3 separate regions of the Homo sapiens genome follow, and all the other regions are linked to region 1. The links are chromatin contacts, found by Hi-C or POLR2A ChIA-PET in ENCODE. All regions are on one chromosome and are shown on one strand. The core of a region is the stretch at or near the end of the contact, and the rest is flanking DNA. Distances in the headings are between cores, read along the strand shown.

Region 1 (2,885 bases), core at 120-2,619:
GCTGAGGCAGGAGAATCGCTTGAATCTGGGAGGCGGAGGTTGCGGTGAGCCGAAATCGCACCACTGCACTCCTGCCTGGGCAACAAGAGCAAAACTCCATCTCAAAAAAAAAAAAAAAAAAAAAAAGTGGTCTAATCTTTGGCTGTTTTCCATCTGGCCTCCAGGTGGCGCTGTCGACTGACTCCTTGGCTTGTTCAGGCTGTGCAACCTCAGGTAAACCAAGGCCCCCGGGAGCCTGGAGCTTGGGACACTACCTTGAGCAAGGCCCTGGACCTAATTTTGTGGAGTTCCAAATCTAATTTGATTGTCCAATTGATTTACTTTTTTTTGTTTGTTTGTTTTGAGACAGGGTCTCACTCTGTCGCATAGGCTGGAGTGCAGTGGTGGTGCGATCTCTGCTCACTGCAACTTCTGCCTTCCTGGTTCAAGGAATTCTTATGCCTCAGCGTCCTGAGTAGCTGGGGTTACAGGCATGCACCACCACGTCTGGCTAACTTTTGTATTTTTCGTAGAGACAGGGTTTCACCATGTTGGCCAGGCTGGTCCCGAACTCCTGACCTCAAGTGATCCACCTGCCTCGGGCTCCCAAAGTGCTGGGATTATAGGTGTGAATCACGGCTCCCGGATTTTTTTCAAAAATTTCAAAATTTATTATTTGTTTGAGACACAGTCTCACTCTGTTGCCCAGGCTGGAGTGCAATGGGGTGGTCTCGGCTCACTGCAACCTCCGACCCATGGGGTGAAGGGGTTCTCAAGCCTCTCAGGCTCCTGAGTAGCTGGGATTACAGGTGTGAGCCACTGCACCCGGCCGAAGTTCTAGATTCTTTTTGTTTGTTTGTTTTGAGACGAAGTCTTGCTCTGTCGAGATCTCGGTTCATTTCAACCTCCACCTCCCAGGTTCAAGCAATCCTGCTGCCTCAGCCTCCTGAGTAGCTCTGACTACAGGCACGCACCACCACGCCCAGTTTGTATTTTTAGTAGAGACAGGGTTTCACCATGTTGGCCAGGATGGTCTCGATCTCTTTCTTTTTGTTTTTTGAGACGGTATCTCGCTCTGTGGCTCACTGCAACCTCTGCCCAGGTTGAAGCAATTCTCCCAGTAGCTCAATTACTACAATGGTGGGGATTACAGGAACCCACCATTATGCCCGGCTAATTTTTGTATTTTTATAGAGACTGCGTTTCACCATTTTGGCCAGGCTGGTAGTGAACTCCTGACACCTCAAGTGATCTGCCCGCCTCGGCCTCCCAAAGCGGTGGGATTACAGGTGTGAGCCACCGCTCCCAGCCTCGAGTTCTAGATTTGTTAATCAGTTACAGTTTTCTCACCTTTGGCTGTTTGCCAGCTGGCCTCCAGGTGACGCTGTCGACCTGCCTCCTCCTCCACTTGTACAGACTGCCACCTCAGGTCAACCAAGGGCCTCCAGGCCGTCCCTGGAGCCTGGAGCTCGGGACACCCCATTGAACAAGGCCCGGGACTTAATCTTGTGCAGTTTTGAATCTAATTTGATTGTCCAATTGATTGATTATTATACTGTGGTCTTTGATTGGACAAGGCGGTCCTTGAGACTCAGGAAACACATTTTGGAGAAGAAGGTGCCTGGGCACCCTTAGAACATTTTTCCAAGCTGGGCATTGTGGCATGTGCCTGTAGTCCCGGCTACTTGGGAGTCTGAGGCAGGAGGATCCCTTGAGTCTACAAGTTTCAGGCCAGCCTGGGTAATATAACAATACCCTGACTTAAAAAAAAAAAAGTGCTTGATGTAATCCCATTTGTTGATTTTTCCTTTTGTTGCCTGTGCTTTTGGGGCCTTGCACAAAAAATCTTTGCCCAGACCAACATCTGAGCATTTTCCCAATGTTTTCTTATTTTCCTTCTTTCTTTCTTTTTTCTTTTTTTTTTTGAAACAGAGTCTTGCTTTGTTGCCAGGCTGGAGTGCAGTGGCGCGATATCGGCTCACTGCAGCCTCTGCCTCTCGGGTTCAAGCAATTCCACTGTCTCAGCCTCCAGAGTAGCTGGGACTACAGGCGTGCGCCACCACGCCAGGCTAATTTTTTTGTATTTTAGTAGAGATGGGGTTTTACCATGTTGGCCAGGATGGTCTCGAACTCCTGACCTCGTGATCCGCCCGCCTTGGCCTCCCAAAGTGCTGGGATTACAGGTGTGAGCCACCTCGCCCAGGCTTCTTTTTTGTTTGTTTGTTTCTTTTGTTTTTTTTTGAGGCAGAGTCTCACTCTGTCATGCAGGCTGGAGTGCAATGGCACAATCTCAGCACACTGCAGCCTCTGCCTCCCCGGCTCAAGTGATTCTCCTGCCTCAGCCTCCTCAGTAGCTGGAATTACAGGCACCCACTACTGTGCCTGGCTAATTTTTGTGTTCTTAGTAGAAATGTGGTTTTGCCATGTTGGCTAGGCTGGTTTTTTTTTTTTTTTTTGAGACAGAGTCTTGCTCTGTCACCCAGGCTGGAGTGCAGTGGCGCGATCTCGGCTCACTGCAAGCTCTGCCTCCCGGATTCACGCCATTCTCCTGCCTCAGCCTCCCGAGTAGCTGGGACTACAGGCGCCCGCACCATGCCTGGCTAATTTTTTTTTTTTTTGTATTTTTAGTAGAGATGGGGTTTCACCGTGTTAGCCAGGATGGTCTTGATCTCCTGACCTCGTGATCAGCCCGCCTCGGCCTCCTTTCAAAGTGCTGGGATTACAGGCTTGAGCCACCACACCCAGCCCAGGTTGGTATTGAACTTCTGACCTCAGGTGATCCTCCCACCTCGGCCTCCCAAAGTGCTGGGTTACAGGTTTGAGCCACTGCGCCCGGCCTCTTTGGTTTTTTGTTTTTTTGTTTGTATTTTTGCGACAGGGTCTCTCTCTGTCATCCAGGCTGGAGT
Region 2 (2,885 bases), core at 116-2,615, 200 kb after region 1:
ATTGTCCTAAGGTAGGGCTTGCAAGGAGGTGACACAGATCAAAATGTGAAGCTTGATTCTCAGTGAGGACCCACGCAGAGACTGATGTCTGTCTCTCCTTCCTGGATGCTCAGTTAGACTCCGTTTCCCAGCTCTGCAAGTGGGCGCCGCCATGTACGCTCTGGTGACATCGATCAAAATGTGGAGCTTGATTCTCAGTGAGGACCCACGCAAAGACTCATGTCTGTCTCTCCTTCCTGGATGCTCAGTTAGACTCCATTTCCCAGCTCTGCAAGTGGGTGCCGCCATGTAAGCTCTAGCCAGTGGGAGGTAGATGGAAGTCATATGGACTACTTCTGGGTCTGTCCCAGAAACATTTCTCCTGTGCCCTTCTCATGCTCTTTTCCCTTCTGTGGCTTGATATCAAGAAGCATGGAGACTTTGGAAGCCATGGGTTGAAGATGAGGAGCTACAATATGGAACAAGCCTGGGCCCCTGACTTACTGCTTAGAGGAGAGGTGCCTGCTGTTTAAGAATACATTTTTTTTTTGGCCAGGCACGGTGGCTCACGGCTGTAATCCCAGCACTTTGGGAGGCCGAGGCAGGTGGGTCACCTGAGGTCAGGAGTTTAAGACCAGCCTGACCAACATGGTGAAACCCCACCTATACTAAAAATACAAAAAATTAGCCAGGTGTGGTGGCGGGCACCTGTAATTCCAGCTACTGGGGAGGCTGAGTCAGGAGAATGCTTGAACCCAGGAGGTGGAGGTTGCAGTGAGCCGAGACTGGGCCATTGCACTCATGCCTGGAGGATAAGAGCAAAACTCCGTCGCAAAAGAAAAAAAAAAAAAGAATACACCTTTTGAACTTTATCTGTGCAAGAACGAAATTTTTATTGTTTTGAGCCCTTATGCATGTTGGGATTCTTTGTTACAGCTGCAAGCATATCTAATACACTTAATAGGAACTTATAAACAGTAACTAATACACTTGGGCAGGTAAATTGTCAGTTTCATGAGACCATGGATTTGCCTCTTTGGTTCACTGATGGATCTCTGGTGTCTAGAACAGGGCTGAGCAGGTGGAAGGGTTCAATAAGTGTTTGTTGAATGAGCTATCAGCTTCCAATTTTTCTTTGCAGCTGACTGGAAAGCAGAGAAGTATAGTAGATGCAAGCTCTGGCTCCCAGGTGGGAAAGGGTTGGGTTTATATCCTGCCTGATTATTTACTAATTGTCTACATTGGGCAATTGCCAAGCCTCAGTTTCCTCATAGGGAGGTTGGAGAATTATATAAAAGCTCTTTCTTTTTGTGGACAGAGTGAGGATTCAACGTGATCATTCATGAGAAGTGCTGAGCACACCACCTGATGCATAGTAAGTGCTCAGGAAGTAGCGGTCATGATTATCTGGACTTTTCTCATTCTCTGGGCAAACAAAAAGCACAGAAGCTGCCCCTGCAATAGGCTCTGACAAATTTCAGGCCCCGAGGGGAGGGAGGCCAGGCTTGAGCCTGGGATTATAGCCAAAGACCAGCTCAGGAAACAATATTACATTCCCATGATCCTCCTGCGATCCCAGGAGGGCTTGAGCCTCTGTTTCTTGTCCTGACCTCAGACTAACTCTGCAGAAATGCTGCTCGGGGCTTGGACTAGCTGCTCTGGTTCAGGGAGCCCCATTGAGACCTGGAACTTAGAGGGCCTGGTGGAGTCCTCAAGACTAATGTGGGGAATGAGCCATAGTTTAATTCAGGACACCCCACTTTTTTCAAGTATTATTATTATCACCAGCCTGGAGTTATGCGTGATTGGGCAGATGCCTTAGGACTGATCAGGTTTTTCTCCTCCATTAATTAAAATGTGAATCACAGCTGAGTCACTAAAGAAAACGGTTAATGAGCAATTCTGACTTCCTCCCTCCTTCCTTGCTCAGAGAGATGAGTCAGCAGAAGTCCAGATCCAAAAATGAGAAGAAGAAGAAGAAGAAGAAGAAGAAGGAGAGAAAAGGAAAAAAAAAAAAGCCCAGAAGAGATGTAGGGCTTGGGAAAGCAGGAGCAAAATGAACCTGAACCATATTATTCTTTGTCTTAGCAGAAAAAAGTTCCCAAATCGCTATCCCAAGGCCTAACGGTCAAATCCTCTAATGAGCACGACCAGTTCTCATTTTTACAGACAGACCCACAGGCACCCAGAGATGGATCCAAGCCCCAGCAATCTCCTTTCTTGCTTTCCTCAAGCAACGACAGGCTCCTCACCATGCCAAAAACAACCACCAACCTCCACCTTTCTTTTTCTGCTTCGTTTTCCCCACAAAGCCCAGGCTCTCCTTTGAATTCAGACATCATGGTCATGTTTCATAAGATAAGGGACGAGTGAGGAGCTGGGGTGCCTCCGGTCAATAGGAAAGGGCCATGGGGAGTAACAGTAGAAGATTTCAGAAGTGGGGAGGTCCCTCAGAATCAGGGAAGCTACGTAACTCAAAACATGATTCCTGGAGCCAGGCTAAGCCTGGATCCTGGCTTCGTGTAGAGCTAATCAATCTTTCTGAGCCTCAGTTGTCTCATCTGTAAAATGGGGAGAGTAAAAATACCTACGCAGTGTTGCAAAGATGAAAAAGTCAGCACCCATCAGAAGTTAACAATTATAATATTCATTAGAAAACTATGATCCAAGAATTTCTGCCTCACCCATAGGGTCACCCCAAAGCAAGATGATCAGACAGGTTGGGGAGATGGTCCTCACTGAGCACTGGCACACACACTTGAACAGGTGTGTGTGTGTGGGTGTGCAAGCTCTCATGTGTGTGCATGCAATTTCCCCTCCCAAATCAACTGATCATGTATAACACTGCACATTCGACTTTTGACTTTTGCAGGATGAATTTTCATGATGCCTATTTATATTTTCAA
Region 3 (2,885 bases), core at 238-2,737, 130 kb before region 1:
CCACTCGCCTCAGCCTCTCAAAGTGCTGAGATTACAGGCATGAGCCACCGCACCCGGCCAAGAGGAACGCTTTTGGCCTCCATTTCTTCCCTCCACTTCAGCCTCTGCTTTGGCAGGCTCTGGGGTGGGAGTAAGCCTGTTCTCAGCTCCCCTTTACTAGGGACAGGTAATTCCACTCTGGCTGCTCCTTGGAGAACAGAGTGGATGAACTCAGTCCCCACCTCTCAGAGGGACCTAGTACAGAGCCCAGCCCCCACTCTGAGGAAGCCTTGGATGGGCCATTCCTGGCCCAGAGCCTGAGGCCATTGGAAAGGGCCTATATCTGGAACGGGTGAAGGAGAGAGCCCGGGAGCCTCACTGTGGGTGGGAGGGGCGTGGTCAGCCAGCCTTGCCTCCTGGGGCATCAGCTCCCAGCTTGTGCTGCACCCTCTGACCACAACTTTGTGGGGCGCCTGCTGTGTGCAGAATCTACCCCGAAACCTATAGCTTAGGAGAAGCCTGGGTAAGCTGCTAATGGCTGGTAGTATGGGTGTCCAAGGACCTGTTGGAGGAGCCCAGTCCAGCCCTACATGTGTGACCCTTGGTGCCTGGCAAGGCGGGGGGGTAGGGAGCAGCCCTCGCACAGCCAGCTAGACTGTTTTGCTCTGGGGCCTGAGGATTGCGGGGCCAGGGAAGCAACCAGGCCCAGTCTGGGGCCCTGTGAAGCGATCTGCACTGCCCAGGGTCAGGGGGATGGGGGGGTCGGCCTCACCTCGGCTAACCTCCCAGCGGAACAAAGGGGCCTTTCTCCACGCCCGCCCGGGAGGGTGTGCCCGCCCGGCTGCTGCCGCCACTGCAGAGGGCGCTGATTTTTTTTTTCTTCCTGACTTTTCTCCATTTCTGTCTCTGGTTCCTGATCTCTGACTTTTATTCTCCATTTTTTCACTTTTTATGGGGATGGGGTAGAGATCTTCCTTTTCAAGTGTTTACCAATTGCAGAGACAAGTCTGCACTGCCAAAAGGTGAGGGCATCCTGGGTGCGTTAGGAATACTCCGGGAGTCACGTGGCCTTAGACCCCCCCCTCCCCCCCAAATCGAGGGCAGCTCCGTTCTGAAAGAAGCAGGCAGGATTCAGAGCGGCAGCCACACAGGGTGGGACCGGGCTCACTGGATAACCCCCAGTCAAGCTATGCACCTGGCAGGTCCCCCGCCTTCTATTCGCCCACCCATTTCGCAGTCCCCTTTCCATCCGGCCCATGCACCGCAAGCTGTTCCTAATCAATGCGAACGGGAAACTCGGCCCTCATATCACGGGATGTGTTTGGCAGCGACAGCAACAGGAGCCGCTGCCACGGGCAGCTCCTTCCTTGGTGCATAAACCAGGGTCCCAGTGGCCTGGGCCTGAGTGGGTTCTTCTCCTTCCTCTTGGGACCCCCTGGGTATGCAGAGGGAACCACATCCCCTGGAGCTCTGGGCCGGTCGCTGGCCGCGCCCCGCCGCAGCCCTCGGAGGGCAGCTAGTGTTAACTCGCTGCGCCACCTAGCTATGGCGTCCAGGAGTGCAGCGCTTCGCTCCCTGAACCGCGTCGCTTCCTGAGCCGCGCCGCTCCCTGAGCCGTGCTGCTCGGCAGCCTGGGGAAAACCTCTTTTTGGTCCTTCAGGGAGCTATGAATGAGGAATTTGGCAGCTGTCAGTCGGAGGATCAGTGTCACTTTGTTCCTTCAGCAGCCTTTGCTGTCCTTATGCAAGCTTGGTACTTTATAGTATATAAAACTCAAAGTTAAAATATGTTAAAAAAAAATCTGTAAAAATCCCCACTCACATCTCATGTTGCTGAGCAGGTCTTGGTTGTGTTGCACCAAGAAGCAGGAGAGACACACTGGAGGTCTAACAGCAGCAAGTCTAGGATTTGGAGCCTAGGCTTCTGATTCCAGGCCCAGGGCTCTATGCAGCACTCGGTGCCGTCCTATTCAACCCATCCCTGCCCAGGCTCTTAGGGCTCCAAGCTGGAAATTTGCAGTCAAAGGCCCAGATTCCTCGTATTTCCTCTGGACAGCTCTGGACAGTGGCTGCCTTCGGGTCTCCAGGGCAAGGAGAAGAGCAGGCCTGCGAGAGAGTGCTCTGCCTTCCCCTGCTGTGCTGTTCTCAGTGAGGCTCCAGTTCCTTCCTCTGGTCATTCCAGCCCTTGAGTATGGTGCAAGTATGTTCAGTCCTGTGTCTGGAACCAGCTCGGCTTTGCAGGAAGATTAGCAGCATCAGGGTTTCCACATTAATTCACTGGACATGAGTGTCGGTGGTTGGGCTGCAAGAAAGCTATTCTTTCTTCAGGAGGGGGAAGATGTCAGCTAGCTGGTGCCTCTGTTCCCTGGGTGGTCAGTGTAGCCATGGTTTGAAGAAGGATCTAGAAGGGTCTCTTTGGAGTCTTATCATCCACTGCAGCTGTGCTTTGAGATGTGGGGGATGTAGCAGCAAACAAAACCAACAGAGAGGGCTTGTCCTCAAGGGGCTGATGGTCTAGTGGGGTGTTCCTGGTCAGGACCTCCTGGCCTGAGTGGCCTGGTGGCCAGGTCTCTGGGGCTCTCATGCCTTCCAGAGCTAGAGCCTCCCACTTCCCCAGCCATGGACCAGCCAGAGGTTCCCTGTGTAGGTGGGATTTGGAGGAAAGGCTGTTTAGTTTCCAGCCTCCAGGTGGGAGAAGGGCCCCACTTAAACATCTGATTATGGTGGGCATTTGTGTTTGTTGCTTGTCCATGAGCCCAGGGTCAGTCCCTGCTCCACCAAGGCAAGTCTCTGGGTGAAGGAGGCCCCTTTGGAGTCACCAGCCTGGGTACTGAGTGCTCTCTCACAGGGGTATTGAGTGCTCTCTCACAGGGGTTGAGGAAGTTAGCACCTGAGGAGGGGAGGCAG

Evidence for each region. A loop is a pair of places that touch in the nucleus more often than their neighbours do. ChIA-PET counts read pairs that join two places held with the same protein, here RNA polymerase II (POLR2A). Pooled maps may share reads with other maps.
Region 2: POLR2A ChIA-PET joins it to region 1 with 14 read pairs in BJ. The contact joins two enhancer-like sites. POLR2A ChIA-PET finds 5 or more read pairs at or near these places in 2 of 52 experiments (BJ and WTC11).
Region 3: a loop to region 1 is called in a pooled map, with 2.3 times the contacts of the local background. The contact joins two enhancer-like sites. A Hi-C loop is called at or near these places in 1 of 50 pooled maps. POLR2A ChIA-PET finds 5 or more read pairs at or near these places in 3 of 52 experiments (IMR-90, PC-9 and WTC11).

What each region holds. Positions count from the first base shown.
Region 1 is chr19:13,194,527-13,197,411 of GRCh38, forward strand. No RefSeq gene overlaps it. Among named protein-coding and RNA genes, the nearest start is that of IER2, 46 kb to the left of the region's middle. Within about 2 kb of position 1,370, at least 4 of the 41 ENCODE cell types and tissues checked have a DNase peak (open chromatin) inside an H3K27ac peak, as active enhancers do.
Region 2 is chr19:13,397,451-13,400,335 of GRCh38, forward strand. All of the region lies in intron 3 of CACNA1A (calcium voltage-gated channel subunit alpha1 A), which reads right to left. Among named protein-coding and RNA genes, the nearest start is that of CACNA1A, 110 kb to the right of the region's middle. RefSeq lists enhancers at 1,257-2,456, 1,779-1,923, 2,870-2,885 and a cis regulatory region at 1,846-1,856. Within about 2 kb of position 1,366, at least 7 of the 41 ENCODE cell types and tissues checked have a DNase peak (open chromatin) inside an H3K27ac peak, as active enhancers do.
Region 3 is chr19:13,060,029-13,062,913 of GRCh38, forward strand. The region is part of intron 2 of NFIX (nuclear factor I X); the gene reads left to right. Among named protein-coding and RNA genes, the nearest start is that of LYL1, 41 kb to the right of the region's middle. RefSeq lists enhancers at 1-754, 755-1,654. Within about 2 kb of position 1,488, at least 26 of the 41 ENCODE cell types and tissues checked have a DNase peak (open chromatin) inside an H3K27ac peak, as active enhancers do.